Linked DNA regions of Homo sapiens: all the other regions are linked to region 1. Evidence: chromatin contacts called from ENCODE Hi-C or POLR2A ChIA-PET data. All regions are on one chromosome and are shown on one strand. Each heading gives the region's core, a stretch centred on a gene start or an enhancer-like site at or near the end of the contact. The rest is flanking DNA. Distances are from core to core; before and after follow the strand shown. Region 1 holds the start of ALG13 (ALG13 UDP-N-acetylglucosaminyltransferase subunit). Region 2 holds the start of TMEM164 (transmembrane protein 164). Region 3 holds the start of AMMECR1 (AMMECR nuclear protein 1).

Region 1 (3,142 bases), core at 643-3,142:
ACGAAACCAACTCAAAATCACGATGTTTTCCAGAGCTTATATACCTTCTAAGCTATATGTCTACATGTAAGTGTGCATTCATCTAAAGACATAAGTGATTAACTTCTTTTAATCTATAAATAAGGTCTGAATCTTGAAGATCTTCCTCTGGAGCCTCAGTAAATTTACTTAATCTAAATGGGTCCGGCAAGGTGCGGTGGCTCACGCCTGTAATCCCAGCACTTTGGGAGGCCAAGGTGGGTGGATCATGAGGTCAGGAGTTCGAGACCATCCTGGCTAACATGGTGAAACCCCGTCGCTACTAAAAATACAACAAATTAGCCGGGCGTGGTGGTGGGTGCCTGTATTCCCAGCTACTTGAGAGGCTGAGGCAGGAGAATGGCGTGAACCCGGAAGGCAGAGCTTGCAGTGAGCCGAGATTGTGTCACTGCACTCCAGCCTGGGTGACAGAGCGAGACTCCGTCTCAAAAAAAAAAAAAAAAAATCTAAATGAGTCCAGGTGCTGGCGTGATTACCCTTATCTTGTCTCCTGCTAAATCACAGAGGTTTGGGGAGTTCCTTCGGACTCCCAACAAACTTGTTTGTGGAGGCCTGGGGAGTTTCTTCAGACCCACAATAAAACTTGTTTAATCCTAAATGGGTAATGTTAAGACTTCCTTTGTTATTTTGTCATGCTTTAGGGCCCAGGAAAGGCCTAGGCAAAACTCTTGGTGGGCTTTAGTTACATTCCAGCCTTTGTATAAGGGCACTGGCTTTTTTTAGCTTTTAATATTAACTTCACCACTCAGTACTGAAACAGTTGTTATGGAGGCCTCCGTTAGTGAGACGTGGCCTGCCACAGGAGGACTGCTTGAGCCCAGGAGTTAGAATCAAGCCTGGGCAACAGAGCAAGACCCCATACCTTATAAGATGCCTTTTATTTTTAGTTTTTTTATTTTTTCGAGACGGGGTCTCACTGTCGTCCAGGCTGCAGTGCAGTGGTGTGATCATGGCTCACTGCAGCCTCAGCCTTCTGACTAGCTAGGAACACAGGTGGGTGCTCCCACCCCCGGCTAATTAAATTTTTTTTGTTTGTTTGAGACAGGGTCTCATTCTGTGTCACCCAGGCTGGAGTGCAATGGCAGGATCTTGGGCTCACTGAAACCTCTGTCTCCTGGGCTCAAGCAATTGTCGTGCCTCACCCTCCTGAGTAGCTGGGATTACAGGAGCCTGCCACCACGCCCGGCTAATTTTTGTATTTTTAGGAGAGACAGGATTTCACCATGTTGCCCAGGCTGGTCTGGAACTTCTGACCTCAATAATATACCTGCCTTGGCCTCCCAAAGTGCTGGGATTACATACTTGAGCGATGGCACCTGGCCTAAAAAATAATATTTTTAGAGACAAGGGTTTTGCTATGTTGCCCAGGCTAGTCTTAACTCCTGGGCTCAAGTGATTCTTCCCAGTAGCTTGGGATTACAGCCACTGTGCCTGGTAAGGCACTTTTATTTTTCATATCCCCTTAGCCAACTCGAAGTAAAACCATCTCTCAAATGTATCTTGACAAAACCTGGCAGCAAACAAAAAAATCTCAAACTTGTCTGTCATTAAAAGATTGTGGTACCCACGCAACGACACCAACTCAATGCTTAGGGTATGATGTTTTTTTTTTTTACCCATCAGTTTTGAAAAAGTTAATTACATTTGGCAATTCCCCATTCCCTTATAGTGAGGGGTCTCAAGAGCTGGCTCCTACACATAAAGGGCTTAGAACAGTGGCTGGTACCTAGGCCACCAATAGTCTTTTGCCCCACCCAACCGGTGACACAGCCCGGGGCCCCGCCGCCCCCTGGCGGCCATTACGGATTTCCGCCTCCCTCACAGAAGGCAGTCACTGCAACGTGCGTGGCCTCAGTTGCGTCATATCCGGCCCTTGCGATCAGGGCTTGAGGAACCCGCGCCATGAAGTGCGTGTTTGTTACCGTAGGGACCACCAGCTTTGACGACCTCATTGCGTGTGTGTCGGCGCCCGACAGTCTGCAAGTGAGTGAGGGAGGCGAGCAGGCGGCGGCTTGGCTCGCCACCCGCCATCTCCGGCCATACTGCCAGCCGCGTTAGCCTTGCCTGACCGTCGCGCTCGGAAAGAAACCCCCGCAACTCTACCACAGGTGCCGCTGCCCCTTAGCTGGCTTCTGCCCACGCCCGGCGGGGCCCTTCTCCGGCTACCCGGCCACTCGGGGTTGCCTGTTTCCTCTTCCCATTATTCCGGCCGCTCCTCTCCCTCATTTCTTCAGCTCCTTTTCCGGTCTGCCCCCGCGCTCTATTCTCCGCCTCCGCGTCCTCCGCCCCTCCTTCCAACGGCTCCGCCCCTCCGAGCTCGGGTTTTCCACCGGGCTCGGCAGTTTTTCCTCAGGCCCCCCTGTGGACCGCACGTCGGCGCCGGCGTCTGAGCCAGCCGAGCTCGCCTCAGAGCCCGGCTCCTTCCCCTCAGCACTTGGCCGGAGCCCGCGCGGTTCCTCTCCTCAGCGCGCGTCGTCCCCTCAGGGCTCCCGGTTCTCGCAGTTGATCAAGTGAGGCAGAACGGGTAGTGCCTGGGTTCCCCCCGAGTTTGCGACTCCTTTTCCAAAGTCTTTTCCTGCTGTGGCTTTCGCGGGACTCTGCGAGCTGGGTCGCTTAGATTCATGAGTGCTTGGGAGGTTCCTCGTCGGGCCCCGGACCAGAAAATAGTTTTGAAAACTAAGTGAAATCGGCCACAGATAGGCTTTTTGGCGGCCGTGCTCCGATGTTAACGTCAAACTTTAGTAGTGGTGGTGGTTCCTGCTCTGTTTTACATAGCCAGTTTAAAAGGCCCTCACATTCTGATTTCCTCTTTCAGAAAATCGAGAGCCTTGGTTACAACCGACTTATCCTGCAAATTGGTAGAGGAACGGTGGTACCTGAACCCTTCAGTACTGAGTCGTTTACTCTGGATGTTTACAGGTACAAGGATTCCTTGAAAGAAGACATTCAGAAAGCAGATCTTGTTATTAGTCACGCAGGTAAAGGTGCCTAAGAATCTCAGGGTTGGGTCTTTTAATTTTAATTTTTTTTAAGTTCTGGGGTATTCTGGGGGTACATGTGCAGGATGTGCGGGCTTGTTACAAAGGTAAACGTGTGCCATGCA
Region 2 (3,142 bases), core at 462-2,961, 1.7 Mb before region 1:
TTGTTCGGAAAACCAGACTTGGAAAAAACGGGAGGGCGATGGCCTGATAATACAGTAGATTGCATTTTATGTTTTGAGCCTGGCTTGCAGCCAACATCCAAAAGTGTTTCCTAGGCAAGGTGCCTAACTGTGTTTTTCTGGATATTCTTCTAACTCATCGTGAGTCTTCAATAAATATTAAATAAACATGAGGAAGGTCCTGAGAAGGTCCTTTTACTGACCCTTGTCTCAAGAAAAGCAAATAGCCGATCGGTAAAAAGCAGCAGGTAGGAAGAGGGGATTTTATTTCCGTCAGTTGCCCTTATCCAGGTTTTGGGCTTAGTGCTGCTCCTCCACACTCATATAGTCCTGGCTGGCTTTTCCACGCATAGGTTAGGAAGCAACTGCTCTGGGGAGGGGGAAGGGGGGAAGAGGGGGAGGGAAAGAGGTCACGGGAAGCCTCCCTTCCTCCCACTGGCCTACCATTGAAGGCCTGTCAGGAGAAAGGAGAGAAGTGGGAGAGGGAGAGGGTGTGGCAGGGGTGGTCTGTGTGGCAAGAGGTAGAGAGAAAATAGTGGATCAGAGCAGGAGGGGGAGGAGCAGGGAAATGAAGCTCCTGTCCTAGGCACTGAAGTGTGGAGTGGGGCTGTGGCTAGAAAGGGGAGAGAAGATGCCTTTCTGGCCTTGCATGAGTCGTGGCAGAAAGGAGGAATCGCGAAGAGGAGCCGGCCATACCCAGCACACACCCCGAAGCCAAGCTGCTCATTACTAGAAAGGCTTATTCCCCCACAAGAAGTTAGTGCGGGCCAGCTAAGTGCCTACTATGTGTGCAGTATAGAAAGAAGTGCCCTGGAGAACCAGGTCGCGGGAGGCGGAGCCAGTCAACAGGGCTTCACCGAGGGGGCGAATTCTGTACACGGTTGTGAAGGAGGGTGGCTGTGCACGCGTGCAGGCTCCGAGTGCAGAAGACGAGGCAGGCCAGGGAGGAGGCGGAAGGAGGCGGAGCCTGAGCCGGAGGAGGGAGGAGGAGGGAGGAGGAGGAGGGAGAGCCGAAGCCGCGGAGGGTGGGAGGTGTGAATGGTGGACGGGTGAGGGGAGTGCCAGAGGCAGAAAAGGGAAGGAGGCGAGGAGGAGTAGTCGTGGCCCGAGGGCGTGTGGTGGGGCGAGAGCTGAACTGGACGGGAGGAGGGAGGCAGTGGCGGTGGCAGCGGGGAGGGGGAGGAGAGAGGGAGGGGAAGAAGGAGGAAGCGAGCGCGGCTGCTGCAGGGGGAGGAAGACGGGGAGGAGGAGCCGTGCGCCGCGGCGGCGGCCGCCAGGGGAACCGAGCGCCCGGCGCGGAGAGCGCGGGAGCGGAGCAGTAGCCCGATCCGGGGCCGCGGGCCGAGCTGCCGGTGAGTGAAGCCCCGAGGGGCGCGGCGGCCGGTCCCCGGGGCTGGGCGGGAGGCGCGGGAGGTTGCGGCGCCGGGGAGGAGGGAGGGGGGCCGGCTTTAGTCCAGGGGCCGGCTTTAGTCCAGCCCCCGGCTGGCCCGGCCTCCCGCCTTCCCTCTGGCTTCCTCCCTCCGCTGCCTGCGCGAGGGGGGCAGGTCCCGGGCGGGCCGCGGGCTGGGGGTGGTGCTGCCCGGAGGGCGGGCGTCTAGGGCCGGAGGGTGGAGCTGGGGGTTCGGGGGTGTACCCGGGGGCGGGAGGCTGGACAAGGACGGCTCTAAATTGGCTGGAGGGGCCCGTCGGCGGCGAAGTTGCTAGCTGGGGGCAGAGACGGCCACGCGGTTGCAGGAGTAAGAGATCCCTCTGTGGCGAGTGCGTGAGACGAGGAGTCCGGCGTCCCTGCCATCCCCGTCGCCCTCCCCGCCTGCTCGGCCCCGCTAGCTCCTCTCCTTGCCTCCGCGTGTCCCCTAGCTCTGACCCCTTTTGGCTCCCGGTTCGCTGCCGCAGCACTGCCGGGTCTCCTTGGCCCCCGCCCTGACCCTTTCGGCCTCCGGCTTCCCCTGACCCCTGCTTGCTTCGCCACTGCCCCGTTCCCGTTTTCTTCCCTCGCTAGTTACCCCTCCCGCTTCCTAATTCCCGGTGCAATTGCCTCTTTGAGACCTCTTTTTTTTTTTTTTCCTCTCCTTCCTTTTAGATTGGCCAACGGCTCCTTTCAACCCTGCCTCGTTGGTGGCCACTGGAGAAGCGCGGGGGGCTCCCCCAGACAGCCGTGGGGACAAGTTAGAGCCAGCACTTTACCCCGGGCCTTGCGTGTAGCTTCCCCTCCCCTACTCTCGGTGCCCTGGTGTCTGGAGGGGGGTTGTGGGGGTGTGCCCGCCTTACATGGTCCACCACCCGGGCAACCCTCTGGGCTTGTGTTCCATCTCACTCTTGCTTCCTGTACTGTGGTCAAGGGGAACCACTGCATCATGTCCCGGTATAGCTACCAGAGTCTCCTGGACTGGCTCTATGGGGGCGTGGACCCCAGTTTTGCAGGCAATGGGGGCCCCGACTGTGCTGCCTTCCTCTCTTGGCAGCAGCGGCTGCTGGAAAGTGTGGTGGTCCTGACCCTGGCTCTGTTGGAGATCCTGGTGGCCCTGCGGCACATCCTGAGGCAGACGAAGGAGGACGGTAGGGGTAGCCCTGGCAGCCAGCCAGAGCAGGTGACCCAGCGGCCAGAGGAAGGCAAGGAGAGCCTGAGCAAGAATCTGCTCTTAGTAGCCCTGTGCCTGACCTTCGGGGTGGAGGTGGGCTTTAAGTTCGCCACCAAGACCGTCATCTACCTGCTCAACCCCTGTCACCTGGTCACCATGATGCATGTGAGTCTGTTGACTTTTTCCTGGGCATCCTAAGTGATAAGAGTCATTTATGTGCTCAGGACACTCCATAGTGTACAGCACCTCATCCCGGCGGGCAGGGGGACCTTTAAAAATGATTTTCCAACGAGTGGCTGCCTTTGTGCCGATTTCAGGTTTGGCTTTCTTTCACCTTTGCACAGTGCGTCAGCCCCACAGTGGAGGTGAGGAACCTTGTGCCTGAACCCTAGGAACGACTGGCACTCACCCTGGCTGCCCCTCCCTTCCAGCCCAGCCCAACCCTGCCGTGCCCTGGGCTTTCACAAGCAGGAATTCCAGCCCCAGCCAGGTGCCCTTTCTGAATCACATCAGTGGACCATGACCCAGCTCCCTTGCCTTCTGTG
Region 3 (3,142 bases), core at 429-2,928, 1.4 Mb before region 1:
CTGATGCCTTTCAGTACGAGTTTCACTGAAATTTTTTCTGTATTATTTTTCTTGTTGATGCTAAGTACTCAAATAAAAGCAATTGCACTTTTTCTCATTCTGCCCTCTCTTGGTCTTTACATTCTGTCTAGCATTTAACGCAAAAAGTCAGTTTACATTCAGTTTACACATTAAAAAAAAAAAACCATATGCCCCACCTCCCACACATCCAAATGGACAGGGATTAGAATTAACCTGGCTTTTAGCTGTAACAGTGCTATTTTAAAATTTTTCAACCACACACTTGAAGGGTAAAATAATTTAAGATACAAAACCAAAGGAAACCATAACAATTCCTACACATTTACTATTTAACTGTTCTCAAATCATCAAGTATAACATGGATTTCTTAAAAAGTGAAATCGACACAAAAGCGAATGCACGCTTAATGTACAAACTGACCGTGGCTCTGTGGGGACAGTTCTCTTTGAATGAGCTATTATCCAGACGGTGGAATGGAAAAAAAAAAAAAAAAGGTCGCACTCTTCAAATGTGAGGAAGCCGGCAGTGCGCTCGCTACACGAGAAACACATTTTAATGGGTGTATTTGGATAAAAATAAGTAGTAAGGGAAAAATGTGTTTTAAGAAACCTCCCCCCTTCCCAGGGCACAAGAAAACCCAGAGGAGAAGATGGGTAACCTCACAAGCTCCAGAGCTAAGTTCCATCACTAACAGAAGTTGGATAGTTGCTATTTTTCATCCTGCAATGGGATAGTAGTTCTCCATGTGCAAGATACGCGGGGCGGGAATACTGGCGGGGCTTTCACTTGGGGTAATGGAAACCAAAGTGAGGAGAGGTCAACACCTTGAGTAACCCAGATCTCCAAAACCGGGGCAGGGTGAGGGGTGGTGGGGGTGGTGAAGGAGACAAGTAAAGGAGTCAAAACTCCTCGAAGTCATCGCAAAGAGAAAGCTAACACCTCTAGGAGCCACGGGGCCATTCCTTGCAGCAGCACCCTGCTCCAAGTGTGGGGTGCCTGCCTCGGAGGGCAAAAAGCGCAGGGTGCCCTTAGTTCAGTTGAGTAGCTCCGGGGACCCGGGCAGCGAGAGGGCAGGGGCATCCGCCGGCCGGGAGGCGGACTCGCACTTTGCCTCAACTCTGAGCCCCATCCCGAGCGCAAGGGAGAGGGCGGCGGAGGGCACGGTACTCACTAGGGCTCGTTGGTGAATCGGGGGGTCCGGGGCTGCTGGTATCCATACAGGTGACAGTAGAGCACATCGAAGCAAAAGCAGCACATCTCTGCTGACACCACCATCTTCCGGGAGCCCGGCGATGAGGACGAGGCGGCGGACGATGAGGAGGGTGAGGAAGAGGTGGCGGCGGCCGGGGTAGAAAGTAGGGTCCCCACTCCGCAGCTCGGAGGTGGCGACAGGGCGATCCCCCCGCCGCCGCCGCCGCAGCCCTGGGGGGGAGAGAGGGTACAGCCGCTGCCGCTACCTCCTCCGGTTAGACCTCCCAGCCCGTTGAGCCGCGTACCGGCGCCTCCTAGTCCCAGCTCCCCAGCTCGGCACTGGCTCTCTCCGCTGCAGTGGGAGGAGGAGGAGGCGCCACCACCGCCACCCGAGCCAGAGGGGGGCGAACTGGACAGTTTCTGCTTCTTCACCCCGCAGCAACCCGCCGCCATCTTGGAACAGTCTCCCCCACGCAGCGTTTCCGACCCATAAGTGAGGCGAGCTGGCGGCGGGGGCGAGCACGCTGCGGCTCAGGCCGCCGGGGGCGCGCCAGAGGCTGGCGGGGCGCGCGCGCGCCGCTCCCGGCCCCGTCTGCCTAGCCACGCGGCTGCCCCGCGCGCGCCCCCGCCTCGGTGCGCGCTCCTCGCTTTCGCGGCTGGGCGCCTCGCGCCTGTCCCGCCCGACTCGTGCCTCTTCTGAGCCGCAGCCCCAGCCCCAGCCCCAATCTCAATCTCTCCGGCCGGCAGAGGTTGGAAGACAGGAAGCCGATTAGAAAGGAAGGTGAAGGAAACAAGAGTCAGACAGCGGAAAGTGGGAGCAAAGGGAGAAGGTGGGCACGCCCGGGAAGGAAGGAGGGAAAGGGAAACTAGTGGGGGTAGGGGGGAAGAAAGGAGAAAGTCCGAAGTAAGCATCCAGGTCCCAAAGCACAGCTCAGTAACCCCCCGCCGCAAGCAGTATTAATGACACTTAAGCCCAGTTACGTGGAACCTGAGCCACCCGGCCTCAAATACACGGGTTTCTGAACTGTTGGAGTGTGAGCGAGCAGGTGCCCAGAGCTCCATACCTGAGACCGCCCCTGTAAAGTGTGTACAAAGCAATCCAGGAAATGGCCACGCTGCTGTCTTTTTAATTCCAGCCTAAGCACACACCAGGGTACTCTTTCCTTTCCTTATGGAGAAATATTCAAGTCCGACTGAATCTATGTATCTTGTACTTGTTCCCCCAACTTACCCTCCTTGCCCCGTTTAAACATTTAAAAGCCAAAAATAAAGTCCTAACTAATACTTCACTGGTTCAAAGATACTAATTGTGCTTTGGGACTTGCAGTGGTGGACTTTTCTGGTTTTGGTTTTTATTTCTTGGCTTGGGTACAAAGCAATTAGGAATATTATCTGTAGTGCTCAGATCTTAGAGATAAATAGGGAAGGTAATGTACTTAGTCACAAATTGAAAGATTTTGTTCAAGTATATAATTAGCTCTTAATATTCATTTTTAAAATTTCTCAATTAAATGCTTGGATGGATGAGGAGACATATGAGTCAGTCCCTTTCTGGGTGCCTAAGTGCAGCTTAATAATAAAAATAATGACAATAATCAAATGTTAAAATTCGTAGAAATGAACGTGATAGAAATAGAAAGCGTAAGTTATTTGCATTGTATCTACACCATGCTAAAACATCTAGATAAAGTCAGGTATCTGCATATTTAAAAACTGCAGATTGATTTTTGTCACCTTTTTTCTACATGCGTGGGATCTTGCAGATAGCTGGGGGCTGTTCATTCCACTCAGGGAATAAAAACAAAACAATTTATTCATTCAGTAATATTGAGCCTCTGCACCATACTATGTGCACAACACTATACTTCTGTTGAAATCCAGGGCGTACTCAGGAAGTATGCCTCCCGCTCTAAAAGAGTTTATGAATTAA

Evidence for each region. A loop is a pair of places that touch in the nucleus more often than their neighbours do. ChIA-PET counts read pairs that join two places held with the same protein, here RNA polymerase II (POLR2A). Pooled maps may share reads with other maps.
Region 2: a loop to region 1 is called in a map of CD4-positive, alpha-beta T cell, with 12 times the contacts of the local background. The contact joins the promoter of TMEM164 here to the promoter of ALG13 in region 1. A Hi-C loop is called at or near these places in 5 of 168 maps with a recorded cell type or tissue (CD4-positive, alpha-beta T cell, CD8-positive, alpha-beta T cell, ascending aorta and 1 more), 1 of 37 single-sample maps with no recorded cell type and 13 of 50 pooled maps. POLR2A ChIA-PET finds 5 or more read pairs at or near these places in 1 of 52 experiments (CD4-positive, alpha-beta T cell).
Region 3: a loop to region 1 is called in a map of B cell, with 15 times the contacts of the local background. The contact joins the promoter of AMMECR1 here to the promoter of ALG13 in region 1. A Hi-C loop is called at or near these places in 2 of 168 maps with a recorded cell type or tissue (B cell and naive thymus-derived CD4-positive, alpha-beta T cell) and 10 of 50 pooled maps. POLR2A ChIA-PET finds 5 or more read pairs at or near these places in 2 of 52 experiments (CD4-positive, alpha-beta T cell and activated T-cell).

What each region holds. Positions count from the first base shown.
Region 1 is chrX:111,679,278-111,682,419 of GRCh38, forward strand. It overlaps ALG13 (ALG13 UDP-N-acetylglucosaminyltransferase subunit), which reads left to right and starts at 1,893. Exons shown (of 27, transcript NM_001099922.3): 1 at 1,893-2,022; 2 at 2,855-3,017. The coding sequence starts at 1,942. RefSeq lists enhancers at 1,561-2,280, 1,960-2,149, 2,220-2,269, 2,290-2,349.
Region 2 is chrX:110,001,403-110,004,544 of GRCh38, forward strand. It overlaps TMEM164 (transmembrane protein 164), which reads left to right and starts at 1,712. Exons shown (of 7, transcript NM_032227.4): 1 at 1,712-1,776; 2 at 2,099-2,762. The coding sequence starts at 2,373. RefSeq lists a silencer at 957-1,816 and an enhancer at 1,919-2,574.
Region 3 is chrX:110,316,407-110,319,548 of GRCh38, forward strand. It overlaps AMMECR1 (AMMECR nuclear protein 1), which reads right to left and starts at 1,679. Exons shown (of 6, transcript NM_015365.3): 1 at 1,193-1,679. The coding sequence starts at 1,665. LOC105373312 (a long non-coding RNA gene) reads left to right here and starts at 1,846. Exons shown (of 4, transcript XR_938504.3): 1 at 1,846-2,042. RefSeq lists silencers at 1,192-1,347, 1,392-1,451, 1,645-1,979, 1,712-1,861 and an enhancer at 1,542-1,671.